Regions from separate parts of the Mus musculus genome. Here regions 1, 3 and 4 are each linked to region 2. A link is a loop called in an ENCODE intact Hi-C map of the cell type or tissue named here. Cell type or tissue: left cerebral cortex. All regions are shown on one strand.

The links. A loop is a pair of places that touch in the nucleus more often than their neighbours do. Peaks named below come from ENCODE experiments on the same cell type or tissue, not always from the same donor. Only the 100,000 strongest peaks of a DNase experiment are listed, where the experiment ranks them.
Region 1: a loop joins it to region 2, with 4 times the contacts of the local background. A loop is called at or near these places in 4 of 42 quality-filtered maps.
Region 3: a loop joins it to region 2, with 6 times the contacts of the local background. A loop is called at or near these places in 13 of 42 quality-filtered maps.
Region 4: a loop joins it to region 2, with 3 times the contacts of the local background. A loop is called at or near these places in 17 of 42 quality-filtered maps.

The regions. Positions count from the first base shown.
Region 1 is chr15:3,955,142-3,963,141 of GRCm38, forward strand. No RefSeq gene overlaps it. Among named protein-coding and RNA genes, the nearest start is that of Fbxo4, 20 kb to the right of the region's middle. In left cerebral cortex, a CTCF peak has its summit at 3,045 (motif pointing right); DNase peaks (open chromatin) are centred at 53 and 3,036; H3K27ac peaks cover 37 bases.
Region 2 is chr15:5,101,526-5,109,525 of GRCm38, forward strand. Card6 (caspase recruitment domain family, member 6) reads right to left here and starts at 7,008. Exons shown (of 4, transcript NM_001163138.1): 1 at 6,958-7,008; 2 at 6,563-6,851; 3 at 3,378-3,911. The coding sequence starts at 6,845. In left cerebral cortex, a CTCF peak has its summit at 4,943 (motif pointing left); DNase peaks (open chromatin) are centred at 4,977 and 6,404; H3K4me3 peaks cover 973 bases; H3K27ac peaks cover 690 bases.
Region 3 is chr15:4,053,715-4,061,714 of GRCm38, forward strand. Oxct1 (3-oxoacid CoA transferase 1) reads left to right here. Exons shown (of 17, transcript NM_024188.6): 5 at 1-150; 6 at 3,955-4,061; 7 at 6,222-6,282. Among named protein-coding and RNA genes, the nearest start is that of BC037032, 30 kb to the left of the region's middle. In left cerebral cortex, a CTCF peak has its summit at 3,078 (motif pointing right); a DNase peak (open chromatin) is centred at 3,107.
Region 4 is chr15:4,040,229-4,048,228 of GRCm38, forward strand. It overlaps Oxct1 (3-oxoacid CoA transferase 1), which reads left to right. Exons shown (of 17, transcript NM_024188.6): 4 at 7,237-7,372. Among named protein-coding and RNA genes, the nearest start is that of BC037032, 17 kb to the left of the region's middle. In left cerebral cortex, a CTCF peak has its summit at 3,109 (motif pointing left); DNase peaks (open chromatin) are centred at 2,521, 2,863 and 3,055; H3K27ac peaks cover 205 bases.

The sequences.
Region 1 (8,000 bases), 1.1 Mb before region 2:
CATCATTGCTTACAAAGGTCAATGCCGCAGCAGCAAGAAGCAGGACTCCTTGTTTCATGCATTCTGCAGCCCTAGAGCCTTAGTTTCTTTTTCTGTTGCCAAGGCAGCCTACAAAAGAAAGCATTTAATTGGGGTTACAGTTTCAGGCAGAGCCCATTAAAGCAGAGCAAAAGTGTGCTGAAGGGAACAGAGAGAGCTCACATCTTGATTCTAAAATAGGGAAGAAAAAAAAAAAACACCAGAAAAGGAAAATTTCTTGAAGCCTGAAGCCCACCAAAGGTGACACACCTCCTCCAACAAGACCACGCCTTCTGATCCTTCCCAACACTTCCACCAACTAGAGAGCACATTCTCAAGCATGTGAGCCTATGGGGGCCAACATCATTCCATTCATCATATGTAAATTCCAAGTGAAGACAATCTCTGGCCAGGGGAAAATTCTCTTTAAAGTGGATTAATAATAATAATGGTACAGAATACACAAAATACAGTCCACAGAACTCAAAAAGCTCAGCAAGATGAAGAATCCAAGTGAGGACACCTCTGTCTCCCAGTCCCACTTGTTAGAGAGAAGAAAGCAATCACAAGTGGGGAGGAAGGGAAGGACCTGGGAGGGAAAGTGAACAGGTTGGAGCATGGGGAATGGAGGAGAGATGGAAACCTGACCTGGTATTGGGTGAGGGAAAAGGACTGAAGCCCTGAGAGCCAGCAGAAAGAATGTATACAGGCAACCTCAGGAAATAGGATGTTTCCCCACCCCCACCCCCCAGAATGCACCAGAGACCTGGGAGGTGAGAGACACAACTCTGATTACATGAGCTGAATCTAGAGATCCCATCATGGAAGGGGAGAGTCAAATTCCCCAAAGTTAATTTCCGACTTCCACAATGCACCCTGTGGTGTGTTCAGACCCATACTTACACACATCATGCACCCACACAGACGTGTGTGTGTGTACAAATAATAATTGATTTAATGGTAAAATCATAAAAATCAAATCTAGATATTTCAATAAAATGTTAAAAGAGCAATGAAGCATGTTTGAGGTCTAAACATATATATGCTCCGAGTCTAACCTCATTCTTTCTCCTCTGTCTCCTTCAACCGTCTGAGAATCACACAAATAAAGTTATGAACTTCATTTCTCGTCTAAAGATATGTCTTAACTCTTTAGCATAGAACAGATTGTTTCAGACTCTGTGACCTATGGAGTCACCCACCATATGATCTCATTCATCCCAACTGGGAAAGTGTTATTAGACGCGTTCTCACGCCCGGCCAGGAAGAACACCACAGACCAGAATCTTCTGCGGCAAAGCTTTATTGCTTACATCTTCAGGAGCAGGAGTGCAAGAAGCAAGAGAGAGAGAAAACGAAACCCCGTCCCTTTTTTAGGAGAGTTATATTTCGCCTAGGACGTGTCACTCCCTGATTGGCTGCAGCCCATCGGCCGAGTTGACGTCACGGGGAAGGCAGAGCACATGGAGTAGAGAACCACCCTCGGCATATGCGCAGATTATTTGTTTACCACTTAGAACACAGCTGTCAGCGCCATCTTGTAACGGCGAATGTGGGCGCGGCTCCCAACAGGAAAGGAGTGTGGGAGGGGAGGGAAGTTCTTTGACAACCCTTTAGACAAAAATTGCCCAAAGTCTACATATGTCTATTGTTAAGACACTTATGTATGATTCCCTTGAGAAGTCTATACTTGTCTTTAGGGGTACTGTACTGTTCCTCAAATTCCCCCTCCTGATTCCTGTGCCTCAATACGGGTTAAAAATCTTTTCTGAACAGACTCCAACTTTGCTTCATATTGAAGCATTCTGAAATTTCTTCCTCCATTAGAGTCAAGAGTCCCTGCTCCACCCGGGTTGAGGTCTCTGAACTCTTCAGACTGCCTTGGCTGGGCAGCACTGAGCTATATCTCCTTCTCGCTCTGCCCGTAGTAACTGGAAGTTCCATGCAAAGGATCTGTATGGATGGTTGTTCCAAAGGAAAAAAAAAGGATTTGTTTTTATGACTGGAAACTGTGCTTGTTTTAAAACAAAATTTTGGCCAGATGTAGTGGGGCACACCTTTAATTCTAGCACTTGGGAGTCAGAGGCAGGCAGATCTCTTAAGTTCCAGGCCAACCTGGTCTACATGATGAGTTCTAGGACAGCTGGAACTATACAGGGAGACCTGTCTCAAAAAACAAAACAAACAAATCAAAAATACAAAACAAAAATATTGTCTTCCTCTTTATTATTTCTATGATTAACATGCAGAAATTATAAGGCAAAGACTCACAGCTCAGGAGAGGAGGCCCTGTATAACAAGTTCTCGGAAAGTAAAACTAATATTCTACGGGGTGATGTGATCACCTTAAGGGCCTTCACACATCTGAATACGCCATACGAGGATTTAAAGATGGACAAAGCTGGCAACAACCTGTGTAGATTAGCCCGACTTGTGGAACAGTTCACATGAAACGAGGAAAGCAAATACCCAGACTCGGGAGCCAGATACAGACTGCCGGTAAAAACGACATCAGTGTGACAGAGTGGGATTTAATCATCTTCCTCTAGAAGAGGGCTACCCTGCTGGCAGAGGTGCTGAGAATAAGTCTGCCCCACCGAAGACGAGGTCCGGCTATGATGAACTAAATAAAGGTCGGACCTTGGAGATGGGAGCTGTACCTATTATGCAAAACGTGAGGACTTGAACTGTGGAGGTTTAGGGGAAGCAACAGGGAGAGAAAATGTAAATGTCAGAAATAAAATTTCCACAAACATGAAGAAAACTGAAACCAAGATACGCAGACCCCTATCCTCCTACTCGTTTACCTTGATTGTGGATGCTGAAATGCATCCACTACTAAGTGTGGGTGCTGACGCAGGATGGCCACGAGTTAAAGTGCAGGCCAGCCAGAAGGTTGTACAATGAGACTCTGCCTTGAATAAACACATACATAAATAATCAAACAAATAAGTTATTAACAAAACCACACACAGATAAAGAATATACAAAACCTGCGCAGCAGCAGAGAAACAGAAGAGGGCGCCAGAAAGCTAAGAAAGGTAGTTTGTGCTCATTCCTCCCTTTTTGCCACTTAGAGCTAGCCTAGAAAGCACTAGGTACTCAAATGAAAGGAAACTAAAAACTCTGCATTCACATAAGTTACTGTAATCAAAAATACCAAGTGAAGAGCAAAACATTTCAGATGAGGAGAATTATTGCAAAACAATTTAGGCAATCAAATGAAATATCCTTAACCAAGCATTTGCAGGGATTTAAAGAGTCTGAAAAAAATATATAACTCAAAGTTAAACTAGAAATTTGAAAAAACACAAAATAATGTGAAATGAGACTTTACTGAACTCTGGGACCAAATATAAACTATTACCTCAGAACTGATGACTAAGTTGGAACATATTTAAGATAACACAGGCCAGATCAAGAATATAATAACAAGAACAATAACAAAAATGTAATCACAAGAACAGTACAAACATGGAAAACATAAAAAGACACACTATTCTATGAGTTGTATTACATGTTTGTTTGCAACATAAATTGATATTATAACACAATAGGAAATAAGTTAACCTTGAACATAGATTAACAGAAAGGCAATGGCAGCATATATAAAACAGTAAATATAATAAAATAGTATGTGCTAATTTTACAGACAAATAAAAACAGACTTAACCAACCCTTTTAAAAATTGTAAATTGGCTTACAAAACAAAACTAAACCCTACTATACTATACCTAACATACTCATTTTAAATATTTCAATTCAGAAAGGCTCACTCTAAACATATAAATAAGAGTCTACTAATTTCATTAATGATTTTTTTCATGAGGAAAATTTCAAATTTAAAAATATTAAACAAGACCAAAATTTTACTTCATAAATCTGAAAGGCCTAATTTACTAAAATGAGTGGTTATGGATATTCACTTAATAACACAGACACCATCTTAGTAAGTCAGGTACAGAAGATCCCAATATTATCACAATTGTTAAAAAGTTGCATTGGAAGAGCCTTTTTTCTACTCACTGATTCCCTCGTCTGTATATAGTAACAGTTCCACTTTCTGGAAGTCTAGGGATAGTAGAGGGATATTTTTCAGAATTTAAGAACAGTCTTCTGATAATGGTGGCATAAGGAGTTTATGCACTTCTTATGTCAAAATAGGGTAAGACAAAAACAGATCATCCTCGATCTGTAGCATTGGTTCTTAGAACCAAGAGTTAGAGGGTAAGAATTCCATAGCCAGTATTAAATGTAATGGCATGGGCATTTTTCTATTAAAGATATTTCAGAGAAGTATAGAAGTTGGATTAGTAAGTTAAACTAGACTCAACACTTTTGTATTTTCTTCAACCAAGATACACAGAAAAGCACAAACAAAATATAGTAATTAGAAGGTAATTCTTCAATGTACTTCGATACAAGATTGATACAGTAAATCATGCTTTAAAAAATTAAATATTTAGCTAGCAAATTTTTGCTCTAATTAAAATATTTATGATATTCTAATGAGGAGACACTGAAAATCTCCCAGATGACTTCATCTAATCTTGTCTCTTAAAATGAATAGAATTTGTATAGCCGAGTTTTCTAGTGAGCAAAGAAATAACATTTGATAACAGCAGTATTCTAATTCCCTGAATGTCACAAACACTAAACAAACTCTTTTAGAGAACTTTTCACATCAGGCACTGTCTTGAGTACTTCAAAATGCTTATTTTTTTGAATCTCTTAAGAACCATATGAGGTAGATGCTGTAACTGTTTCTGTTGACTTTATATTGAAGAAAATTTGGAAACATAGAAGCAAAGAAATTTGCCTAAGAGTACAAAACCAGGACTTTAAGTTGTGGTCCCACCCTTGATGGTTAGAACAGGCAATGTTCCATATAGGTACACTTGTTAGAGCCCTCAACCACTCCTCAGTTACTAATGCTGTTTAAGGAGATTATAGATGTTTGAGGAGGAAACACATCAGTGCAGATGGGCTTTGAGGGTCTATGGCCCTGTCCCATTTCCAATTCACTGTCTCTTATTTCTGGGTATGGTTGAAGATGTGATTTCTAGGGTTCCTACTCTGGCCACCTGTTGCCATGCCTCCCCTGCCATTAGGGAACTGTCTCTGGAACTCTGAGCCAAAATAAACACTTTCGTCATGGTGTTTGGTTCTGGTGTTTCATTGCAGCAACCAAGAGTAACTAATGCACCACTCCAAACTGATTTAAATGTCTATGCAGGCAATGACTACATTATCTGTCACTAACAGAGTGAAGTGGAAAAAGAAACAAAATAATTTCTTGAGGCTTTAGCAACAGTCTGAGCCCATATATTATACAAACCTGCTTAGTACTAATTCTGAAGGTCAGGGTTGTAAAGGTGACATAAGTCCCATCACAGAGAGAGAAAGACAGAAGGATCATCACACTGTGCAGTAAATATGAAATAATGATAACTATAGGGGAAAATGAGAGTACAGAAAATGTTTCACAAGATATAATTGTGCTCACTAATTAAATAATCATAGTGAAGCTACTGTACGTAGACACCACATTAGGAAATGCTTTAATAAATGAGTCTCGAAATTTTCATCACATGGTGCCTAAGAGACACTATAAAAGCCAGAAAGAGGCTCAACTAAGACAAAGAAGGTCACAAGACAGCACTGTATCAACAAGACAAAAGGAATAAAAACATTCTTTTCTCTTAATCCATTGAAGAGCAGTTGGTGAAATGTAAGACAGAAAACAAAGCAATAAGAACACCTCTTTACTTTAAGCCAGAACAACAATAGATGCAAAGAAGTCTAAATCACATGAGTTCTTGTGTGACTAAAACCCAATCTGCTTTCTTGGGGCCAATAGTGTATTTGTATATAAGTGGATGCAATATTAGCCTAGAAGCAGGTAGGAACACCCACCCACCACCACTCCCCCCTGCCCCCTCCTCCTGGGAAGAGAATAAAAATAGTACTGCCTCTTCTGATGACAATAAGATGAGCCTAGTGGGTTGGTTGCAAATAAAAGACATAAAGTGGGGAAACTAATCACTCTGCCTAACAACTCTCCCTGCAAAGGAATTCTGCTAAGAGGAAGGGGAGGGGGAAGCAAAGCAAAACAAAACAAAACAAAACACCCAGGAACTTCTCAAAGGCTTAGGCTTGGGGAATCCTCCAAAAAGGCACAAAGCAGAAAGCAGAAACACACAGGCAACAAAGGTCTCTCTAGGTGAAGGAATCAAAGCAATCAGTTCCTTGACTGCTGGATGCTAGGGACTTGCATAAAAGGAAAGAAGAGACATAAGCCAATATGAGCCACACGTAAACAAACAGAAGTCTCAGCTCCAAATGAGCTGGGCCCATCAAGAAACTGGAAAGATGACCCTTCTCTGCAGCTGGCTCATGAAAAGGGGACCATGGGTGAGCTTGCTTCAAAAAGAAAATACAGAAATTACGTAGTTCGAAGTTTAATATTCTTTTTTGAAGTGCCCTTTAAAATGAGGCACATGAAATAGATGGGAAATGTAGCCTCAAATAAAAGGTGGACAGGATGGCAGGTAGAAATACTATGGTAATAAAAATTAGCAGAAAAATGCTAAGAGCCAAATGAAAAAAACTAAATACAAAAATATTACTGAGGTTCTTAAAAGTTAACAGATGCAGTAGGAAAATGTAGGAGAAAATGTAGGAGAAAAAAAGGTGTGGGGGGAGAAGAAGTTCATCTAGGGCATCAATAAATAATGGCAGCATTTCTTCCTGAGACGATGAGAATAATCTCATGATGATTAGCTTAATAGTTACCTGTAGGCTTAGATTCTTCAAAACCTACTTTAATAAGGGTTCGTAAATGCTTTAATCTTCCTTCTAGCCCATTACCCACCAGAGGTATTGGGAAAGAAAGGTTATTATGATTCGGGGGAGTGGACCTGTTTGGAAGTAGTTCTTTGGAGCAAATCCAATCTGCATTGTCAGGAAATTAACAGTTCAGCTCACACAAATCAGGAGTCAGCAACTGCAGATCAGTCCAGAAGAAGCATGGAGGCTCTGTTGTATGTTGTTCAAAAGTAGTTCCTTGGGGGAGATTTTAATCTCCAATTGTGGGGATGCCACCAGTCAAGTTCAGTAGCACAACCCAGCAAAAAGCCCAATTGGCACAAGTCATCAGGAGTGACCAGGACCAACAGGGCTGCCAGCAGTAGTTCTGTGCTGTACCTCTCTCAGCAAAATGAAGGTGTGTGACCAATGAAGCATTGCAAAACTAGCTATACAAGCCTCTCCCATCTCTGTCACTGTCCACTGAGTCCTATTTATAGCCCTTCTAAACATCACGTGTCCTCCCGTGCTACTCACACTCCAGGCTTGGCAGGCTGAGAGGCCTGGAAGCGCTCACGAGGCAAAGAGTTTCACGGAAACTCACCTCCTGGAGCTTTGGCGTTCTCAATAACCCATATACTCATACCCTATCCCCACGTTAGTCTGGTGTATGGACCCACGTGCTCTCTTTTAGTATTATCTTATAAGTGCCTTTTAAGATTGAATTCTGAAATAGCTAAGCCTTCGCCAGTGTTCCAACATCCCAGAAAGTCCTTGAGCTGACCATGGGCTTGGAATTCAGTAAGAATGTTGGCTATTCAGTGACATTCAGAATTGCCTCTGGTATTACACTATCACTTAGAATAAAAGCCAAGTTGCTCCCATATACAGGAATTTACAATGGTTTAGGAAGTAGATCAGGCTGTGGTTTTAGAGTATTGCATTATTCATGAGATGGTTAGCTAGAGCAGAACTCCCTAATTAGAACCATGACTTGGGTGTGAAAGCCCTTGCCCTAGGAGTGTAAAGACCTTACACCTGGCTTCTAAGACTATGGCTGGCCTTAGATAGAGCTGACTTTGTCTCAGTTGTTTTATTGTTCAGTTCCTGCCAGTCTTTGTGTGTACATTCTGCTGTTTAGTGTAAGAGTCATTAAGCATCCGGTAACCTCATTT
Region 2 (8,000 bases):
AATATTTTTATGTTTAGTGTGGTGTGCGTGTGGATGTGCATGCCGTGGCATGCATGTGATAGTCAAAGAACAACATTCAAGAGTTGGTTCACTCCAAGTCATGTTGCCTACTCTACTTTCATTTTTAACAAATCTATACTTAAAGTACTCAAAAAATAAAAGGTTGCACACATAGGTGTCTCTTTGTCAGAATGGTGCTGAATGGACCAGATACAGACATCCCGAACCCTAACTGTACACTGTAAGTTCCTCTACTAATGATCTCCACTTCCATGGTTAAAACTAAAAATTGCAGCTGGGCGTGGTGGTGCACACCTTTAAACCCAGCACTTGGGAGGCAGAGGCAGGCGGATTTCTGAGTTCGAGGCCAGCCTGGTCTACAAAGTGAGTTCCAAGAAAGCCAGGGATATACAAAGAAAGCCTGTCTCGAAAAAAGAAAAAACAAACAAACAAAAAAAACCTAAAAATTGCAAAACCCAATTTCTTTCTGGTTACAAAGCCTCTAAAATTACCAAGGTGCCTTAAGCTGAAACAGAAGGTAATGTCAAAGTGGCTACTGACTAGATATGTAGATTGGGAGGTAGGATGCTTGTCTGGCACGCACACAATATCATCACTAGCACGAAATAAAACCATGAACAGTGGATTGTGCCTGCAATCCTAGAACTTCAGAGGTGAAGGCTGGAAGATCAGAAGCTGAAAGTCATCCTCAGGCCATGCTGGCTTCAAGGCCACCCTGGATGTCAGGGGACTCTGCTCTGGGTCTCAAGCCCACTGCAGAGGAAGGTGTCCATGGCTGGGACTCATCCATATGTGACTAGTAAGTGCTTAGCACTTAAAAGAACATCCCTTCGATGCTTTCCAATACACAGAGAACATTGTAGAAGAAGGGACAGATGGAGACAAGGGCCTTGAGAACACTGTCTGCTATTGAACTCATGTCATTGTGCTCATGAACTCAGAGCCATCTGCACAGAAATGTGCCTGTTGGCGCTGTCAGTGGTGGTTGTGGGAAGCTACTGGCAGTCGGTGGCAGCTAGGAGGCAAGTCTTCGGTATAGCACCAGTGAGGTGCCCATGTTCCAATGTTTAATGCACACTAGTGCCCTAAAGGTGACCCTGGACAACTCAATGGGTCACAAAACCAGAGGACCTGATAGTGGCCAGGAGGCTTGTTGGGTATAGGAGGGGCTTGTGGATATGTAATAATAGAAGGTGAGGAATGTGGCCAGAATACATAATTATATACACATAAATGAAATTGTCAATGAACAGATTAATTAAAAACAGGAAAAAAAAATGGGCTGAAGAGATGGCTCAGCAGTTAAGAGCATTGACTGCTCTTCCAGAGATCCTGAGTTCAATTCCCAGCAACCACATGGTGGCTCACAACCATCTACAATAGGGTCTGATGCTTTCTTCTGGTGTGTCTGAAGAGAGCAATGGTGTACTCATATACATAGCATTAGAACTCATATACATAAAATAAATAAATACATCTTTAAAAAAATAACAGAAATAAATGAGTAAGGTAACCCCTACTGCACAATGGGAAGCGACTATAGAAATCACTAAGCCAATAATCCGTGTTTACTTCTGCTCATATGGACAGCTTCCATATGCAAGATTAGGGATCTGCTGTTCAAGAAACTGCAGATCAAAAACGTTTGGGAGGGCTGGTGAGATGGCTCAGTGGGTAGGAGCACCCGACTGCTCTTCCGAAGGTCCGGAGTTCAAATCCCAGCAACCACATGGTGGCTCACAACCATCCGTAATGAGATCTGACTCCCTCTTCTGGAGTGTCTGAGGACAGCTACAGTGTACTTACATTTAATAAATAAATAAATCTTTAAAAAAAAAAAAAAAAAAACGTTTGGGAAAATATGTTTATTCTGAACACACTGACTGACTTTTTTCAAGGAAATAGTTCTATCTCCCTGAAAAATAACTATTTACATAGAGCCTGTATTCTTTTTTTTTTTTTTTTTTTTTTTTTTTTTTTAGTGTGGGTATTCTAGGAGATTGAAGGAAGGAAGGGAGGATGGAGAGAAGATGGTTAACGGGTACTGGAGTGCAATAGTTAAGAATAACTTCTAGGGGCTGGAGAGATGGCTCAGCGGTTAAGAGCACTGACTCCTCTTCCCAAGGTCCTGAGTTCAATTCCCAGCAACCACATGATAGCTCACAACTATCTGTAATAGGATACGATGCCCTCTTCTGGTGTGGCTGAAGGTAGCTACAGTGTACTCACATATATTAAATAAATAAATTAAAAACAAAAACAAAACCTCTATCTTATTTAAAAATACATACATAAATAAATGAATAACTTCTAGGCCAGGGAGACAGCCTTGTACGTACAGGCATTTTCTGCCCAGCCTGATGACCTGAGCTGGATCCCTGGGACACACATGAAGAAAGGAGAAAAACAACTCCTGAGAATTGTCCTCTAACTTCCAGATCCCCCACCTACACACACACAAATAAATGAATGAATGATGTAATTTAAAAGCTGGGTATGCATATAAAAAGGAAGAATAACTTCTAATATTTTGTATCACAGTGAGACATCTTTGGTTGAGAATAATTAATTTTTCTAGATCAGCTAGCATAGAGAGCTATTTTATTTTGTGTTTGCTTTGAGACGGGACTTCATTAGCCCAGGCTGACATCAAACTCCCAGTCTTCCTTTCTGGGCCTCCGGAGTGCTGGCATCACCTGCGTGTACCCCTCACCCAGCAAAAGGCTTCTGAATGGTCCCCAACAAATCATTTCGGGGGCAAGAGACATGGCGATTACCCTCACCTGACTATTACACACTGTTCACATTTGTTGAAATATTACACTTATGCTCCATAAATACATGTAATTACTATAGAGCAGTTAAACCTAAAACATAATAAATATATTTTTAAAAATGTATAGAGGTTACATATAAGTATCAAGTCTCTTTCTCTCTCTTTCTTTCAATTTTTTTGAGACAGGCTTTCAGTCTTAGCCCTGGCTGGCCTGGAACTCAGTCTGTGTCTCAGATTAGGCTCAAATTTCCAGTGGTCCCCTTGCCCCAGCCTCTGAGTGCTAGGATCTCAGGCATGAGCCACCAGGCCTGGTTCACTATGCCATTTTAAATAAGGGATTGGAATATCCACAGATTGTGGTAGTCAGAGGAGGTCCTCAAATATGCTTCCCTCAGACACTGAGTCTTTTAACGGTACTGTCTCCCATTGGCCTAGACCTGAGAACTCCTTCGTTCAATACCCTCCCCTGGAGAAAGCCACCATCAGAGAAATGCCAGGTTTCTGATTAGTTGATTTGCCCTATCATGTGTCATGGCACCTTCTTAGTCCATAGATAAGTTGATACACACTGTCTCTATACCTTCAGCGCTTTTCTCCTCCTCCTCCTCCAATGAGAAATTGATCTCTGAACAGCTACTGGCTTCACTGGAGAACCCCATGGTCTCTTCATTCTCCCATTCCTCTTCATTATCATATACAAAGCACTGTGGGTCCTTGCCGGCCTCTTCCTCCAAGACAGTCTCGACATCTTCAGGGAACCCAAGGTACTCTTGATGTTCCCCTTCCTCTAAGTACAGCGAATCATCTGGCTCCTCGTATCTCTGTCCATTGCTTAAGAAGGTGATACTTGCTGGGACTTCATACTCAACTCTTTTGACTGAATGGGGAGCCGTGACCTGCGGTGTCCCATGCCCTTCCTGGTTCTCCCGGGAGGATACTGCAAGTTCCCTGTGGCCACTTTCCTTGTAGGTGAAGAACTTCAAAGCTCTCAGATCTAGACATTCTTTCTCTTCTGAGAGCTCTGCTATCTCCGGGATTATTGTCCCAAGAGAAAGGGGATCTTCAGAATTCCTGTTCACCCCCACAGTCTCTTCAGCTTCCTGCCGTGGAACTTCTGAAAAGAAAGCATTTCATTATTGCTTCTGCTTTTTCAATGTAACAATTTTAAATTACCTGACGTCTCTGATCTTCAAAGCATCACCCTTTACTTTTATTGCCTTTTCTTCCTTTCTTTCAGACAAAAACTGTTGTCTGTGTTGACTGGGCTGGCCCAAACTCTTGAGCTCAAATATATTCATACCTCAGTCCTCCTCACTAGCTAAGGCTACAGGAACACACTCAATCTCTCTTCTTTGTTTCACTGGATGATAGATCGAATGCCTACTGCATTTGATCAGTAGTAACAAATCACTTCACGTGGTAAATAAGCAAAAAGAAGTATATTTGTTATGAACAGTATTTAATTATACACTTGACGAGGCCCGCAGTCAGATTTCTTTGGGCCATTGCTAAGCAAATCTGATCCCAGTAATTCTTAAAGAGTAAGACAATTACTGAATTCTAGATATAGTAAAATCCATTTTTTTCGAGGATTACGAGGTTTGTTGTAAAAGGTTACTTTTAACTGTCAGCACAACTTAGAGAAGAGAGTCTCAGGTGAGGAGTTTTCTGCATTGAGTTGGCCATTGGGCATGGCATTGCTATAAGTTAACTGTTGTGGGAAGACCCACGCTAGCCACTGTGGGTGGTCATAATCCCTAGGCAGGGGATCTGAGCTGTCTGAGGTACAGAAGCCACGCTAAGCACAAGCAAGCAAGTATGTATGCATTTTGTCTCTGCTCTTGACTGTAGAAATGATGTAAGGAGCGGTCTCAAGCCTCTGCCACTGACTGCTCCAACAGTGATGAATGTAACCTATAATTATAAACTAAAAATAAACCCACAAACACTTTGTGTTTGTCGGAATACAGAGACTAGAAAGGAAACTAGAACAAGACCTGTCCGACACTAAGGATCTTGAGCACACACTGTTTTAACCTAAGCCCCTACCTTTCTATCATCCCTTAAAATCATCTTGAGCCATCTTTTAGATTACTTTAAAAAAAAAAAAAAAGAGCTACAACTCCCTCTAGTGATCATTTCCTGAATTGCCAAACAATACAGTAGAATAGGTCCCTGCCCCATGTCATGAGTTATCTTTTGTAACATGTCATTTTTTAAAGATTTATTTATGTATTTTATGTGAGTACACTGTTACCGTCCTCAGACACACCAGAATAGAGCATCAGATCCCATTACAGATGGTTGTGAGCCACCATGTGATTGCTGGGAATTCAACTCAGGACCTCTAGAAGAACAGTCAGTCTCTTATCCACTGAGCCATCTTTCCAGCCCAACATGTCATGTTTTTTAAGATGTTATAAATTTTTACTAGTTCTTACTAATCAATTGAACCACAATGAATTGTATTCATTGTGGCATTCTTTCTGTCTCTGTCTGCCTGTCTGTCTCTCTCTCTCTTACAAACACACTCTTCCCACTCTCCACCAGCTAGTCCGTCTATTCCCAAAAGAGATGCTCTCTCCTACTTTCTTTCTTTTCTTTTCTTTTTTTTTCTTTTTTTCTTTTTTTTTTTTTTTTTTTTTTTTTTGGTTTTTTTTTCGAGACAGGGTTTCTCTGTGTAGTCCTGGCTGTCCTGGAACTCACTCTGTAGATCAGACTGGCCTGGAACTCAGAAATCCACCTGTCTCTGCCTTCTGAGTGCTGGGGTTAAAGGCGTGCACCACCACTGCCCGGCTCGCTCTCCTACTTTCTTGTCATACATATTTAGTATGCATATATAGAAATGTAGGTTCTACATATGACATTTGAAAAGGAGACCAAGCAAAAGATATTATTATGTTACAAAGGACAGAATGCAGGTAAAAGGGCATACGTCATGAAAGAAGATATAAAGCTATTTTTTATTTTTAAAAAAATTCATACAATTTTTTTCTGAGAGGGATTAGGATAGAAAAAAGTATAGTCAATATTTATTATAGAAGAAAAACCTACTTTTCCTCCACTCCCAGTTTGAACTCCATCATCATTCCTTCCTCCTCTTTTTATGGGGATAAGTAAATAAAAATGTAACTAAAAGTCAAAAAGTCGAAGACTAAAACCCTGAGAGAAGATCCATGGTTCATGGTCATTCTAACTGTTTAGCTGGATAAAGTTTGGGACTGGACAAATTTTTAGAATAAACAGATTTTTTAAGAAAGAAAAATAACCATATTTTATAAAGCATCAATTTCAAGACCTTTATCACTTATCAAATGGAGAAGCTACACTTCTAGAAACTACTGTTCCTATCACAGACAAGGAGCTACTGATCTTCCAACTGGTTCATTTAAAATGGTTTTCCCTGTACCTTCAGCGTGGCTATCCAAAGGTCTCTGGGGATGTAAACATCTCCAAATTTACTCACACAAACAGGAAAACCCTAGATGGTGCCATTATCAACAATGGGCTCTTTTCAAATCCCCGCCAAAGCAACAGGCACCAGACGGTAGCTGAAAACGCTGGAACAGTGTGATCAGCCATTGCCAAGCTCCTGGATCAGAGAGATCCACTGCTCCCTGCCTTGGAAACGACACACATTCTGTTTCACATTTCAGTAAAACTCGTCTCAGGAAGTCAGATCCAAACAACCAGAAACAATTCTCTTTCTCTTCTAGAAAACCTGCTTCCTCCCCCTTTGCTTCAAACTTTAAAAGCTCCACTTACCGTGCTTGAAGCCCACTGTGGACGCTGACTCTGGAAAGGCATTAGACAAACACCGGAGGAAACGCCGACAGCTGTCCTCTCCTTTTTTCTGTATCAAAATTAACAGCTTCCGACTTTTCTTCAGGGGATCTGTGATTTCCTCCAGAGTCTCATACTCCTTCTCAGAAATCAGGCTCCGAGAGGTTAACGTGTCCAAGATAGAGTCCGGATCTTGTTGGAGGACACTGAGCAACTTCGTACGTTTTTTTTCTATGAGTTCTGAGGAAGCACCCTCTGTAGCCATTGCTTCCTACAAACCAGGAAATGGATCAAGTCATTCTGGCAGGTAAAGAAATCTATGTTAACAAAGAAAGGCAGAAATCCTACTTAGCAAAGATAAAACGCGTCAAAAATACCTGTTGTTGGAGAGGGCAAAGAGGACAACAGAGAGTACAAACACAGGAAGTCAGCCCGGAGCACTCTCGGTCTGTGGTTCTGTGGTTTCCTGTTGCTGATCTTTTATCTGTGTTTTCTCTGTCTCTCTGTCTCTCTGTCTCTGTCTCTGTCTCTGTCTCTCTGTCTCTGTCTCTCTCTGTGTCTGTCTGTCTCTCTCTCTCTCTCTCTCTCTCTCTCTCTCTCTCTCTCTCTCTCTCTGTGTGTGTGTGTGTGTGTGTGTGTGTGTACACTTGCTGAGGTTGGAATCCAAGGTCTCATGTGGTTCTGCTACTGATCTGTACCCGGAACCTTACTCTCTGCTCTTTTTGATGGCTAGACTAAATTTCACTAATACTGGGCAGTGGGGAACATGCCACAAAGGGTGGCCCACACCTCTGATGCCAGCATTCAGAAGGCAGAGGCAGGAAAATAATAATCGTTGCAGTTTAGTGGCTGGCTAGTCTACACAGTGTGTTCTAGGCCACCCAGGACCACATAGTTAGACCCTCTCTCAATAAAACAAAACGAGATGAAGTGAACCCGGGACCTCCTCCAGGATGTTTCGTTTGAACATTGAATTGGGCTAGGTATCCCTGCTCTGGGCCCTAAACTGTGATGTTATAAATGCAAATCGACTGATTTGTGGAGAGTAATCTTCAAAATGCAGGTAAAAAATAGATCAAAATTGTAAATGTATAACCCTTCCCTCTAGCAATCCCACCTCTAGAAATGTAGGAGCTGGAGAAATGGCTTAGCAGTAAGAACACTTTTTGCTCTTACAGAAGACCTGGGTTCATTTGCCAGCACTCTCAAGGTGGTGCTTCATAACCATCCATAAATCCAGTTCCAGCCAGGCGGTGGTGGCACACGCCTTTAATCCCAGCACTCAGGAGGCAGAGGCAAGCAGATTTCTGAGTTCAAGGCCAGCCTGGTCTACAGAGTGAGTACCAGGACAGCCAGGGCTACACAGAGAAACCCTGCCTCAAAACACACTATATATATATACACACACACACATATATAC
Region 3 (8,000 bases), 1.0 Mb before region 2:
GGCACACTTGCCGAGAGGATCCGTGCCGGTGGAGCTGGAGTCCCTGCCTTCTACACCAGCACAGGGTATGGGACTCTGGTACAGGAAGGAGGATCACCCATCAAATATAACAAAGATGGCAGTGTTGCCATTGCCAGCAAGCCACGAGAGGTAAGAAAACTCCCCACCCGCGTGACACTACGAAATGAATCTCCCCAAGAGATTCTGTGTAGATGCGTTTGATAGCTACCTTCGTGAGATAAACAGTCATTCCTTTTCAAAAGGGTGAGACTTAGTTAACCTGGGTGTCTGCTCATACTTAAAACAAACCACAGAGAGAAACTAGAATACATTAGAATAAGAGAATTATTTGTACATCATACTATAATTAAGGTTAGTTAACTGGATTTCTGAAGAAAGCTATAGTGTATATATAATAAATGAATTCGGGTTAGTTAGCTGATTTTCCAAAAGATTTTAACAAAAGTGAGAACATTTACTTATTGATTATTATGTTTCTATTAAAAGAAAAAACCTCATGGATCCAGCTCTATATGTAGCAGAGGATGGCCTTATTTGGCATCAATGGGAGGGGAGGACCTTGGTCCTGTGGAGGCTCAATGCCCCAGCATAGGGGAATGCTAGGTTGGTGAGATGGGAGTGGGTGGGGGAGCACCCTCATAGAGGTGGGGGTACAGAGTATGGGGTAGAGGGTTTATGGACGGGAAAGAGGGAAGGAGGACAACATTTAGAATGTAAATAAATAAAATAATAAAGAAGGAAAGAAAAAAAAAAACCAGAAGTTGTTTACTGTATATTGCGTTAAGCTCTTGTGATCAGATTTCCTAACATGACTGAAAGAAAACAAAGTAACAGAAGAAATCTGAAAGTCTGTCTGAAAGCTTGAAAGCCAGGCCGCAGTTGTAATGGAATAGGAAATTCAAAGGATCCCTTTCATCGTTTGTATCCTAGCCACAAGCTCAGTGTGTCATTGACTGGCCTGAGGGGTAGGATGGGGTCCGTTAGTCATCTTAGGCAACAGTAGACCTCTAGATAGGGCATATGGCATAGTTAGATTTAAAGCAGCTTTAAAAAACAGAACAATTCATTATTCTGAATTGACAAATGTCTATTCTCTTTGCCTTGGTGGCTCAAGGAAGGTAGTCTCTAGAGGCTGACGTGACAATGCTGGGCTCCACCTCTAGGGAGATGAACTGGTCAATGAAGGGATGTCCACCAGTGATGGGAATGTAGTGCTGCTGGTTTTGTTGCTATTCTGGGGAGCTGGGAGGTCAATGATCATGTCCTTTACTGTCTGACATTTGTCCCTAGCTGTGTCTTCCATCTGGAGTTTTGCTCCTTTTCTGGGACTGACCCATATTGATTCCAGCTTTAATTCAAATGTGTGTGTGTGTGTGTGTGTATGTGCGCGCACACATGTGTGTATTAGTATTTAGTCTCACTTTTTCATTGCCAAATTAGGTTAAAAACAAATCAACCCCGGGAATCTAATGAAAATGGAGCTTAGGAGCATATGATAAAAGTGCCCTCTAAAATTGGGTTGATATTCTGATAGCTTGTTAGAAAATGTAACCTTAACATACCCCAAGAGACTGGAAGGATAGAATCTTTTCTAACTTTTCATATGTGTCTAGAGCCTGGTGCATGAATTTAGTACCTCTCTGACCACTTTCTGTGTGTATCCGTTTGTCTCCTTTGTCTCTTTTCTCTCCATCCCTGCCTCCCTCGATCTCTATTCTGCCTATCGTCTGCTCACATAGCTTAGAGTTCGTTCGCTATGGTCAGAAGCTAGTGAAATACATATGAATGTGATGTGTTCTGAGTTACATCTTGTGAAGATAACTCTCACTATTGAGCGGTGAGTTTTATGGTGGCCCAAGTTGGGAGGCTGTGCATTGATCCTGGTGGGGAATGAACAGGAGCTGGGATAAGGTGGTGAGATAGAGTTTATGCTAAGTGATCAGAATTAGGTCGGATGTTGATGGTAGAGCCACATGTGACACAGAGGACAGAAAATGATTGCTGCTTATTGAGATGGCAATGCATGGGGTAAGAAGATCTCAGTCTGTTTGGGAAGAGGTTTACTTAAGTTCCGGAGACTCAAGAGGAAGTGACTCTGGTCAGAAAGTTTATAGAACAGGAGGCAGGGCATGCATGTAGGCATTCAGACCCTTGGGGCTAGACAGTGTCCTGGACACCTGTGTGAATGGAGAGTCCCTCCTTACCAGTTAATGGCCACACAGAAGAAGAAAGGCTGCAGTAGAAGATGGGAAGGGAGGTTCAAAGGAAAGCAGGGAGCTTGGTGATTTGAGAAATAAAAAGAGGGAGCAGTTGGGTTAAAGGAAGAAGGATGACTAGAACTGAGCAGGGGTGTGCAGACACAGAGGTCACTGGCAAAATCTAACTGGAGTGGACTCAAGAAGAACCTAAAGATGAGCCCGAGGCCAAATGCACTGCTTTAAGTGAGCAAGGCAGTAAGCTTGATGAAGCTAGTAGCTTCCGTCTTTGAAAGGTAGAACAGGCAACGCTAGGTAACGTGTTTAGAAAAGACTTGTGTTTTCTATGTCTCAACCTTCATCCCTGGTGGTTTGTTTGTTTGTTTGTTTGTTTGCTTCCTTGTGTGAAAGCTTTGTTATGGAGGTATTGAAACTCTGTAGGCCCAGGCTTCTCTGAATCTCCCAGCAGTCCTCTTGCCTCTGTATCCCAAGGGCTTGGATGATAATCACTCGCCCCATCGTTGATGTTCACAGTGATGATTTATGAAGGACATAAACCTTTAAAATAATTGTGTGTGTCGATGTGCAGTTAGTGTCATGTAACTGCATAGGAGTGAAGTCTTCACTGGTGGTTTTCATAGCTCATGTTTTCTAGCTAGAAACTGAGATATCTTTGGAGAAACTTTCCTTTACGAAATAGTCTGTTTGAAGCTCTAGAAGGAAGGCTGGAACCTCAGTGATGGAGTATATGAGACCCCACGTTCATATATCATCACCTACCCCCACCCCAAACAAAGCTAAGCAGACCCCAACGCTGTGTTGGACGCTTCTAAAAAACACATCCCGTCTGTTTTCCACTAGAGGGCACAGGAGGAATGTGACTGGAGTTCTGCCTTCACGGGGCTGCATTTATGCAAGACAGATCCAGCCCTCCCTGGTGCTGTTTCAGTTCTCTCTTTAATTCCCAGAGGCAAATCTCCAAGGGAAAAGACAGGAAGGACATAATGGGAAAGAAGAGTTTGGTTTTTATAGTCTCTCCCAAAAGGCAGTAAATGTTAAAAACAAAACAAAACAAAAAAAACAAGTCAATAGCATTGTGTTATATTAATAATGTGCAATTTGTTAAAACCAGCATTTATAGTAGCATGGAAATCAAGAATTTCCTATGAGCAAATGCAAAGCTCATATAGGATTTTATGTGAAGAGAATCTATCCAAGGAAGTAAATGAAGATGCTCCTACACGGAGGCCTGCATTGTGTACACAGTAGGGAGGCATGCAGTGTTGCTTTTTAGTTAGGTTACTTTTCTGTTATCATTGATTCTCTCAACACAAATTATAGATCACGGTTAAAGAGAAACAAGAGGTAAGCCATTTCTTGTAACATACACGTTTTAATTTGGAGGGGGGTAGAAGAAAAGAGGGACTATTTTCCATTGTCTCAAAGGTAACCAAGGCACACAGTCAAATGAATATTAACACCCTGTACCACTTGTGGAGGTTTGAGTTTCTCAAATGTACCAGACTTGCCCTTACTGTGGAACCCGTGAGCACATTCTCTTCCTGAAGCCTCGCTGGACTATTCTGAGGAAGCCTTCTGCTACCGAAGAAGTCTCTTGAGATCCCTCTCCCTGAAAAAGCCACTGTCGCTAGGCGTCCGCTCCTCGCGTGTGCCTCTTAGGAGCCCAGGCATCTGCATCCTGCACAAATACCTGACAGCGTTCATTTGTCTCTTGCAGGTGAGGGAGTTTAACGGTCAGCACTTCATTTTGGAGGAAGCCATCACGGGAGATTTTGCTCTGGTGAAAGCATGGAAAGCAGACCGGGCAGGCAATGTGATTTTCAGGTACTGTACTAGTTAAACAAAACAGGATAGAACACAGCAAAACCTACCACTGTAGGCAGTCCACTCTGCTCCTTGTGAGATGCTGCCTGACCGTTTTAAAATGGCTTACAGTCTTGTGTATGTGCACGTGTCCAGAAGAACCTCGAGTGCCTGCTGGTGGTCCTGCTGATGTGCTAAACTTACTGGCTTGCTACATAACTGGATCTAGGGCTGGGATGTAGCTGTATTGGTAGAGTGCTTGCCTAGCACACCCCAAGCCTTGGGTTTGATTGCCCACACTGGGTATGGTATTACATTCCCAGCGGTAGGGGGTGGTGGTGGAATTAGGCAGATCAGAAGTTCCAAGTCATCCTCACTGTATAATGGGTTTGAGGCCAGCCTGGACTACATGAGACCCCGTTTAAGAAGAAATGGGTTGATGTACTCTTGTACACAGCTACATACAACCATTTTCTCCCATCTGTGTTTTAGTTGCCAAGAGTATTTTCTTTGCAAACATGACAGCAGCCAGCACTTATCTTTTATTTTCATGTTATTTCTAAATAGGATCATAAAGTGTCAAGATTACGCTGATGTTTTGGGGAAGATCGTTAATAAATAATAGTTTAGGTGAATTTTTTTTTCTTGTACAGTTGATGTCACCTAGGAGAACCTTCTAAAGGTTCTGTCTGAAAAGCTAATGATCTTTACAAATGCTTGTTTTCCTTCTCTGGATAGCCACGGGCCTACATGATTTTCCTGTCGTTTGATTAACCTTTGCATACTGAATTCTAAGTAATTATGAGTATTTAATGTCTTAGACTTGTAGATTAGTTGTGTTTTGAACTATACAGGGCCACTTGGGCTCTGTATATAACAGGTGAGCTATATGGTCTCTCTCAGTTTTGTTATTTGCTGCTTTAAATGAAGGATTGCGGACTGGGTGTGGTGGCGCACGCCTTTAATCCCAGCACTTGGGAGGCAGAGGCAGGCGAATTTCTGAATTCAAGGCCAGCCTGGTCTAAGGAGTGAGTTCCAGGACAGCCAGGGTTGCACAGAGAAACCCTGTCTCAAAAAAACAAAAACAAAAAAAAAAAAAAAAGAAGGGTTGTGGTTTTTTAAATTTTAAAAATTTTAACATGCAGTTTGGCATCAAGCACAGTCAGACTGTCAGTGGCACTTTCATTGTTATTTATTTACTCCTTTATTTATTATTTCTGAAGGACTCAATGAGATATTGATGCTCTGATTCCTTGTATTCTAGGCGTGTGGTATACAATGACTACTGGAAATTCTAGGCAGGCATCTGACATCTTGCCTGCTTTCTTTGACCTTTATTGTGATGCTTGTAGAGTTCTGATGCTTTATAAAAAAATGAGTGAAGTTATACCCCAAGTGACAGTTAACTACTTAAGACATTTGTAGAATTTCACCCTGTGTTCTCATGCCCAGCTGTGTTTTCTGAAGACTTAACTTGGGTGGCTCTAAGCTGCCCATGTGTAGGTGCTGACGGCCACTGAGCTTCGGTGTGAAGGGAAAGCTCTCAGCACAGTGCTCAAGGGCTCGAGAGTCTTAGGATGCAAATCCCATTCAGAGTCACTGTGAGTGGGCTCATCCAGACCCCCACACTTGCTCTCCCAGGACTCGCTAGACGGCTCACTGAGCACCAGTGAGTGGTTCCTATAGTGTCAGCTAACAGAGGCTCCTCGCTTGGAGAAAAGACAAGGGCTTCTGTGAAGCCCCTTCTCCCTTTCTCTCTCCCTTACTGCTGGTTAGAGCCGAGGGCCCGGTGCACACCAAGGAAGTGCTTTACTACCAAGCTACATCCCCGTAGTGCACATCCCTGTGTGTGTGTGCAGTTTCTCAGTGCACTATGAGAACTGTTTCACTATGGGAGCAAAGTCCAATCTTGGTTAAAAGACTGGAGGAGTTATTTCAGACATTTATGAATACCCACTTCATTTTTCTGTGTAAAAGCTATTGACTGAGCATGAAAAATTTAGTTTTTCCTTCCACCTACTATAAAAATCATACAGACTGAATGAAATGGCCATGAGATCTTTTACATTTGAAGACAGGTGCAAGTCATGCACCCGTCGATGCCGATTCTTGGGAGAGGAAAAGTCTGCGTTTTCAGGTCTCTGATCCTTCTCCCTCTTCTGTCCTCCTTGTCTGGTACAGGAAAAGTGCAAGAAACTTCAATCTGCCAATGTGCAAAGCTGCAGGAACTACCGTGGTGGAGGTAAGAAACGAGGCTTCGCAATGGGGGAGGGGTTCTCTTGCATTAGTTTTCAGGAGGGCTAGGAAGGGCAAGTTTTTGTTTTATTTCACATATGGAGAGATTCTCTTTAATATATAATTTAGATCTATAATAGTCGACAGCTTTCTGATCATACTATGTGCTGACTAGAATGCTGCTCTGTCTTTGGAGATCTGTTTGGCTTATAAAAGTAATATGGTGTCTGAACAAAATAAGATGAAAAATCCTAAGATGAGTTAATAGGCAGTCATGTACCACTGAATGGCAAGAAATCATCTGAGAATACAATGAGAAATGATGTTATGCTGTACAAATATCATAGAATGACTTATGCCAACTAAGGTAGGTACACTATCACTTAGTCATATGATGTTGTGGGACTGCCGTAGTCTCATAGGCAGTCATGTGTACAGTCACAGGTACACGACTGAACAGTATATGGTATTCTGGTAAAGCAGGAAATCACACCACTTGAAATTGATCGGTGGTCTGAGGTAGGTACTGGGAATTCATTAACAGGATGGTTGAACAAATAACTACTGCAATGTGCTTCCTCAGAGGAGTTGAATCTGGGCATTGAATGACACCTTTGGGCATCTTAGCATTTGAAACAGGCTTGGTCAGTTTTAGAGCCAGCACTTATCAGATCCAGAATAGAGATAGGTGCTTATACAAACCTCCTGCCTCTTGGGTTATACATATGTGAAGGAGACTTCAAACTGATTCTCAGCTTGGCTTTGAGGATCACTTTGGAACCAAATGTTACTTGAAATTTGGCATCGTCTTCCTTTGGGAGGACTTTGTAGGACCCACTTTGGGGTATGAAAATGTGACTGTATTCTAGCCTTTTCATCCGATGGTCATGCTGTGTGACATCTTTTGTGTGATATTTGGCTTTGCCTATAGTTGACTAAGATGTTACTTCATGGAGACACTTCAGGAGCGCTTTCTCCTGAAAGAGAAAGTGAAGCATAATTTGTTTTCAGTGATGTGGGATGTGACATTTTCCATCCAGTTTTATTTTGCAGTGGTTCTGTATTGTTTGCATTTGAAAAATAGATCATATGGCTTACACACCTATGTATCTTGTTCCTTACTTATTGAATCATTTTAATGACAAGACTGTGGTACACATCTGTAGATTGCTAAAGAAAGACTGTCTTAGTTAGGGTTTCTGGTGATCTGATAAAACACCATGACCAACTTGAGCAACTTGGGGAGGAAAGGGTGTCTATTTTATCTTATATTTTGTAGTCCATCATCCAGGCAAGTCAGGACAGGAACTCAAGACAGGAACCCGGAGGCAGGAACTGAAGGAGAGGGCATGGAGGAATGATGCTTACTAGCTGGCTCCACATGGGTTGCTCAGCTTGCTTTATTATACAACTCAGGACTGTTTGTCCAAGATAGGCCCTCCATCATCATTAATGATGATTAACAGACTTTCCTAAGATTCCCTCTTCAGGTGCTGGGGTTAAGAGCACTGGCTGTTCTTTGAGATGACCAGAGTTTGATTCTCAGGATCCCCATGATGACCCACAATGCTCTGTAACTCCTGTTTCAGGACATCCAATACCCTCTTCTAGCCTGCAGGCACTGGAGAAGCTGGCATTATCATGGGTAGAGTTTAAATTTTGTTTCCTACTATAATACTGCTCCTTTCAGCAATGCTTTTCTTATAGGAAAGAAAGCAAACTTTT
Region 4 (8,000 bases), 1.1 Mb before region 2:
TTTTAAAATAATTATTTCCAGTAAGTGAAATTTTAGAAAGTAGATATTTAAGAGAGTATTTTGGGTTTTTTTTCTCTCCTTGAGACAGGGGTTCTTTGTATAGACCTGGCTGTCCTAGAACTGGCTCTGTAGACCAAGACCTGGCTGTCCTAGAACTGGCTCTGTAGACCAGGTTGCCCTTGAACTCAGAGAGATATGTCTGCTTCTGCCTCTGGAGTTTTGGGTTTCGTGGTACCACACACATGGCTTCAAGAGGTTAAATTTCAGATTCAGAAATTAAATATTTTCAGAAGATGGATGTCTTTTGTGCAGTGTCACATTAACAGATCTCCACAGATTTTTGGCTTTAGAGTTCTTTTAACCACTAAAATGTCCAATCCTACAAAATTCAGAGCTTTCTTTCTTTAGGTATTCTAGAGAAATGTTGGCTTCTGGAAGTAAGCAGTACAATCTGTTGGAAACTCCATCAGCATCACCCTCAGTATTGAGAGCACAGAGCCCACTAGCATCACCCTCAGTATCGAGGAGCAGAGAAAGAAAGAAAGGAAGGAAGGAAGGAAGGAAGAAAGAAAGAAAGAAAGAAAGAAAGAAAGAAAGAAAGAAAGAAAGAAAGAAAGAAAGAATCACCCTTAGTACCAAAGAGCACAGAGGCTCTTTCATGCTTCTTTCTCTATTAGAAATGGCATGTCCCCATTTGCCCTGGGGTTCACATCTTTGGTCTTTGTATCATGAGCCATTAGGTGTTAGGGATATAGCTTACTTATTATTTTATTTTTATCATCCATGATGATACTATTACATCAGACAAATGTGTTCTCTGAGGTCATGCATTAGAGACACTGCAGAAAGACACACTCTGTTTGTAAGCGACTAATAGACTTTTCAAGGCCTAAGCACTGTTCTTTATCTGTTCCAGTTGTTGAGAATCTTAGGCATTGCCTTGTTGCTATGCCAGGAGACTAGTCTAAAACAAAGCAAAGGCCAAATACATAGTCAGCCCCAGAGCCAAGATCAGCAAATACAGAAGGTAATCTTTAAATAGAGCCAAAATGTGTAATGTGTTGCAAAAATATACAGAAACAGAGAGGTGTGAAAGAGTGGTCAGAAAACTTCCAAGTAATGAATGACCTACTGTGTTTGGGTTTTTAAAATGGACTCTGTAGGCTTAGAGGGAGCTTCAGACATTTAAAATTACAGAAACCAAATGGGCTTTTTTCTGATTGTGATTTTATTAGTCATAGCTCAGTATATTATCCCTGGTAGCTGAGGAGTTTACCAAAGGTACTCCTTTAAAAGGACAGATTATAGTGGCACGAAAGCAGCATGACCCTTAAATAACCCTGTAGACAATAACAGAAGGGTACTGTTGTCACTGGTGTGTGCCTGGAGGCCTTACGAGAGCCAGCATTTAGTGGTTTTATACATAGAAGGTGGGGAAGAGAGCGTGAGTATTACTGATCCTGCCATCACTGTTCTCTGGCCCCTAATCTCTCTGATAGTGCCTTCCCTAGGCTCACCCCAAGCAGCAGGCAGTGGCCAGAGAGCTTCTTGGTTCATGGTGGATGTTGGCCACCCTGGCTACTGAACTGACTGGAAGCTAGCACTGGACCCAGAGGGACATGTAGGGAATACAGAGTGACTGAGCTGGTCAGCTTTGATGTCACCCATCATTCACTGAAGGACTGTTTGGACTGGATGAGGGCACAGGCAGGGGATCCTGTAGGGCTGAAAGCTAGCTGAGAGCGAGCAAGGATCCCTGAGGGATTCCCTTTCTGCTCTTGACTGTGATCGGGATAGTTTAATGTCCTGCCTTGTCTTTCCTGCGATGGGGGACCATTGCCCGCCTGGAATTCTAAGCTAAACGCATGCTTCCCCCTGCCCTTTGTCAGGCTGCTTAGTCACAGGATAGTTCATTTCTGTTCCAGAAGCTCTGGCTGGAAGGGGCATGTGAAATGCAGCAATACATTCTTTTGACAAGTGCTCACCAAGTATTTCTGCAGTCACCTTTATTTGTCATATAGCTGACAGGTGCTTGGGATGCAGAAGTGAAAGAGAAAACAGAAAACAAAACCAAAACACACTACCACTACCACCACGACCACCCCTTTCCTCCTCCTCCTCTTCCTCCATCCCTCCCCTCCCTCCCCCCCAGCACCAGCAGGGTATGACCTGTCACAGACCTTCTGTTCTATTTGGGAAAGACAGATAATAGGTAGTCAACATAAAAATGGGCAAATTTTCTGATACATTGGAAAGCTGTGTAACATGGGGTAAAAAAAGGAAGCAAGTAAGCAAGAGGATTGGGAACCAAGTAGGGAGGCTGCTGTCAGCAATCAGTGGTGTAATCAGGATGATGCTAAGGTCGCCTCTGAGCCCACACTTGAAGGATGTGAGAGAGGAGCCAGCCGTGCAGAGAATAGTTTCAGAGACAGGAAAAGGCCCTTGGGGAAGCATGTCTGGCAGGACCTGGGGAGCTGAAGGGACAACAGAGAGGCAGAGAAGTGACAGAAGACTAGCCCAGCAGGAATGATGTCAGAGACAGAGAAGGCGTGCAATTGGCAGGCTTTGCCTGCTGCTCTAGAGCACTTTGCTTTATTCCGAATGAAGGCTACCTTTGCAGAGTGGTGGCCCTTTCTACTTCTATGTTTTATAAAGTGTTATTTGGCTGCCATATTCAAAGTAGATTGTAGGGGCAGAAGCAGAAGAAGCAGATGAAGCAGATGAGGTTGCCCTAAAAGATGGTACCAGGTAGAACGGGGAGCAAGAAACGGTTTGATGCCTAAACAGGTTGTGGAGATAGACTTGGTGGGTGGAGAGTTAAAGATCACTCCTCTAGGTTTCTTTCTGCCCATCTCTAGGAGGGAGCTGCTGAGCTCTGCTGCGCACCAGGCTGCTGAAAGAAGCTAAGTTAGGAGGGGGAATTGCTAACGTCAAGCAGGGCCTGAGTCTCAGGAGCAGGTTAGAGGAAGGGTGCTTGAGGAAGGGCGTGGAAGAAAGAGAAGGAGGAAGAGGAAGGAGAAAGAAAACCAGAAGAGAGAAAGAACAGAAAACTTTACTCACTAAGAAGACAGTATCTCCGGCACCTGGAGCCCTCTAGTGGACAAGTATGTTATTAACCCATAAGGCTGTTTCCCCCTTTAAAGAAGTTTTCAAAGTAGGAAACTATGGGGTGGGGGTTTGCTTACTGTCTTCTGTACTTAGGGGAAGATTGGGTAGATGAGAAGCCACAGCCCTGCCACTTCCCCTCTTTGCCCTGGGTGAGGTGAAGTCGATCTTGTGTGTGATCTCCTTCACGGACTTCATTGGAACCTGTTAACGGAAACTGCACCAGGAAGGGAAAGGAAATGCTGCTTAGCCTTTAATTTTCTTTTATAGAGAGAGAGTGAGAGAGAGTGAGCGAGAGAGAGCAAGAGTGAGAGTGAGAGAGAGCGAGAGAGAGCGAGAGAGAGACAGAGAGAGAGAAAAGAAAGAGAGAGAGAGAAAGAAAGAGAATGTAAATTGTATAGGTATTTTTATGCCTCTGGTGGGTAGGAAGCACAGATTTCTGAATGATTAACAGTTTCTCGTTAACTGTAGGCCTCGAGGGATGTGGTGTGCAGGATGCTGTGGGGAGGGGAAGAGCAAGCCTACAGATCATGAAGGAGCCCTGTGAATCGGAATGGGCACTGGTGAGCCTGTTAACAGAACATAGGCAAGTGGTCGTTGAAAGAAATGCTAGTAGTTTGTCCCACAGGCTGCCATACTTAACACCTTTGCATGTTAAACATGTGGGATGTTGCTAGGGGCCATTGGATTAATAACCCCAGTTCACTCTTCTGTTAGGTCCCGTGTGTCTGTGCCAGGCAGCTCAGCTGGATGAACCGTCTCCCCAGTGTCTCTTGATTGAGCGACCCCCCTCTTCTCCATTGCTGCCGCCTCCACCTTAGTTCAGACGCTCACCGTCTTTGACCTTTCGCTGATCTCCCTGCCTTTGATGGGGTTTTCAGAATCCATGGTATAGCCTGTCTCCTGTCAGCTGAATTGCCATCTAATCGCCTGCCATCTTCTGTCCTTCAGGATGAAGTCCCTCCAGGCAGATCACAATCAGGCCTTCCTCCCACTCCTGCCTCTAGTCCACATGCTGTTCCTTCTGAGCCCTGAGCAAGATGCCTCCTGCCTCAGGATCTCCATCTCTGACCTTGTTCTCAAACAGTGTTTTCTTTGGATTCTGTGTATTTTCACCTCTGTACAACCTTTTCCCCTTGCTAGACTTTCTCCACCCCCTTCTCCATCTGTGGTCCTTGATCTTCTGTGTTCCCATCATGTATTCTAAAGACATCACTTAACACATCCCTCCCCTCTGCTGCAATTACAGGCTTCCTGTTTATTTCCTCGGAACTCTCAGGTCTACACAGGGACAGGCATAAGCCTTCTCTGGGCTGTAGCCACACAGGCTGACATCCCTTCTCTAGGGTGGAATAAGCACTCAGTCTGGGCTTGCTGGATGAGTGAGTTGTGCAGACCACACAGCCCAGCAGAACGTGAATGTGGCCCTCAAGAGGAGGAAATACAGGCCGCTGTTTCTAAGAAGATTTCACAGTCAATCTCATTGCAGTTTTTCACATAATTTATTTTTTTATTCATATTACATCCCAGTCGGAGCCCCCCTTCCTCTTCTTCTCCTAGTCCTGTCCTTAGAAATCCCTCCACCCATTGTCCCCTCCCCACTTCTCTTCAGAGGGTTCCCACCTTGGGACTCTCATGGCAGTTTTATCCTTTAAAAAAAACTGTAGATACCTAATATAGAGTGATATAGAAAACTGACCCTACATAGATGTACCAAAGGGACTTTACAAGCTGAGTGGCCATGTAGCCAACACCTGTACAAAGAACACAGGACAGGATCAGTCTCCGGAAAACTCACTTCCTAATGCCTGCAGTCACTTCAGTCACTGGGAAGTTGTCCCCCTGCCCCATCTACATTATGGACACTTTGGACCACACACGTTAATCCTGTCAAAGTCTGAAGCCCTCGTAAAGGAAGTGATTCAACATGCACACGTTTGTGAATAGCTTTTTTTACTCAGTGTTCTGTCTAAGTCTGTCCGTGGTGGCTAGTGCAGGTCCACTGTGCAGTCTCGTTGCTGTATCTGACTGAGTTGTCTGGATAAACTATAACTTATCTATTCTGTGGATGGGCAGGTGGGAGGCTCTCATTTTGCCTGTAATGGGCACTGTGTTGAAGGATGTATTATATATGTTGTCTAGTGAGCATTAAGTATGAATTCTGGTTTGGTAGAGACATGAGAGGAAATGATGATTCAGTAGCATAAGGATGACTGTTTTCAGGGTTGTTGTTGTTGTTGTTATTATTATTATTATTATTATTAGTGTCAGAGTATTATTTTTTCAATGCTAACAGTGTCCCAATGCCACTCCCTAAAGTGGTCGGTATACATTCATCTTAGCACACGAGAAAAATCCTTGTGTTTCATGCCCTTGCCAACTGACATGTTTTTTTTCTGTTTATAAATCATTCCTTTGTTGTCTAGATTATACAATCATATCTTTGTTATATAATCCTATTTATTTGTTGTTATCAGTATGATTTTCACTGCCAAAAATATTTGATCCTTAAAAGTAGTTTTCTATAGCCAGCCCTTGGCAGGTTGAGGTAGGAGGGTCCTATGTCCCCAGCTGATGTGGATTACATAGTGAGACTGCCCCAGACAGACATACCAACCTGCAAAGTTTGTTTTCTCTCTCTCATTGCCTAGTGAAGTTCCAGAACCTTTGAGTAGGAGGGAAGCTTCCATTCAATAATTCGTCTATCTTATAACAGAAATTGTGCTTTAAAATGTAGGTACACCATATACAGTTACCAAACCCAGACACTATTGTGGATACCAACAAATGCTTGCTGACAGGAGCCTGATATGGCTGTCTCCTGAGAGACTCTGCCAGTGCCTGACAAATACAGAGGTGAATGCACACAGCCATCCATTGGACTGAGCACAGGATCTCCAATAGAGGAGTTAGAGAAAGGACCCAAGGAGATGAAGGGGTTTGCAGCCCCATAGGAGGAACAACAATGTGAACCAACCAGACTCCCCAGAGCTCCCAGTGACTAAACAACCAACCAAAGTGTACACATGGAGGGACCTATGGCTCCAGCTGCAGATGTAGCAGAGGGTGCTTTGGGGGTCATCATTGATAAGAGAGGCCCTTGGTGTTGTGAAGGGCCCAAGTGTAGGGGAATGCCAGGACAGGGAAGCAGGAGGGGGTGGGTTAGTGAGGGGGGGGGTAGGGAAGGAATGGGATAGGGGCTTTTTGGAGGGGAAATGAGGAAAGGGGATAAAATTTGAAATGTAAATAATGAGAATATCTAATAAAAATGTAGGTACATTTTTTCTTTGAAAATATGATAGAAATAAAGAAGAAATATATTCATCTGGAGATATAGTACTTGCTTCATATCTAAGAATAATCTGAGTTCTTTAGAGTATTAAACCGAAATATATGTATTGTAAGAGACATAGGATTCATTTTGCTACCTGCAGTCTTTTTGTTTGAGAGGATTGAGAACATTCAAGTATGTAACTCTTGTTAGGTAAATGTCTGTGATATAGGACAAATGTTCTTAGACTTATGTATAATGTGGGTCATATTTCAATGAGTGTGCGCATCTTTATCTTAACTCGAGACCCGTACCTTCCAGCTGGACACAGAAAGCCTCTGCACAGCGCTTTGGGGTGTTTTCGAAGCATCTTTGTTACGTTCTCTCTCAAGTCCACTTTGCAGTAGGAGAAAGAATAAACGTGTTCTGGAGCTATGGGATGGATGTGGGCTGGAGAGCAATAGCTCTGCCCTTTACTCTCTGAGATCTTGAGGAGGGGGATTTGAGATAGGATTTTACTGCATAGCGCTGACTGACCTGGAACTCATCTGAAGACCAGGCTGGCCTCAACCCCAGAGCTCCACCTGCCTCTGTCTCCCAGGTGCTCGGATCTCTGTCAGCTTTTTAAGCTGTACTCTCCCCACCTGTAAAATAAGGACATCGAGCAGCCTTGTGAGGTCTTGCAGTGGTGAGGGGTGGAAGGAAAATGTGAATAGAATTTTTTAGATTTCTTTTCCTCCAAAGTATTAAATTTCACATCTTAAAAAAACCAAAAACCAAACAAACAAACAAAACCCAAGATATTAACAGTGTTCTGTCAGACAGTCTCATGGTTATCAATTCCCTTCCTCTCCTTTTAGGGTTGACAACTTCGGCCTGGGCCTTTTACTTCGATCCAAGCAGATAAAACGAATGATCTCCTCATATGTGGGAGAAAATGCAGAATTTGAGCGACAGTTCCTTTCTGGTGAATTAGAAGTAGAGCTGACACCTCAGGTAAGGAAGTCTCTCTGCGGTTGTTTCACAGTGCTGGTTTATAGAAAACTTCCATTTTTCTTTCTTAAATTTTTGTTGTTGTTTAAGACAGAGAGATGGTATTTGGTCCAACCAAGAAATTTTGTGTCTAGGTCACTTCTGTTGGCTCCTGGAGGATTAATGTTTTCCAGATCTGTGGAAGATTAGGTATTTCTAAGTAGAAAATATTCAAGCTGCTGGATACAATTTTTAATATGACAATACAGTGTCCATGGAGTCAGAAACAAACAAAATGACTTGCTGAAATATCTGAGATTATACTAAAAGTCAGAGTTGATGAACGTCAGGGTTGGAAACTTCTTTATACTTATTAAAGTGTTTAAACTAAAAGAAGATAATGTTTCTTTCCTCAACCAAGTGGCGCCATGCCTCTCTTTCATCCTTCTTTGCAGCTTCAGGGCTGGGGTGGGAGGAACACTGATGAGGTAGGTGATAGGGACTGTCTTTCCTTTGGGGAAGCAGGGTCACACCAACAGGGGTTTTGTCAACAGGGGTTTTGTCTTCAGACATAACTGTCCTTTCAGGCTCTTAGGCAGTGGACAGAGAGATGGGGAAGCACATTTGGTAAGGGCAAATGGAAAAAAATATT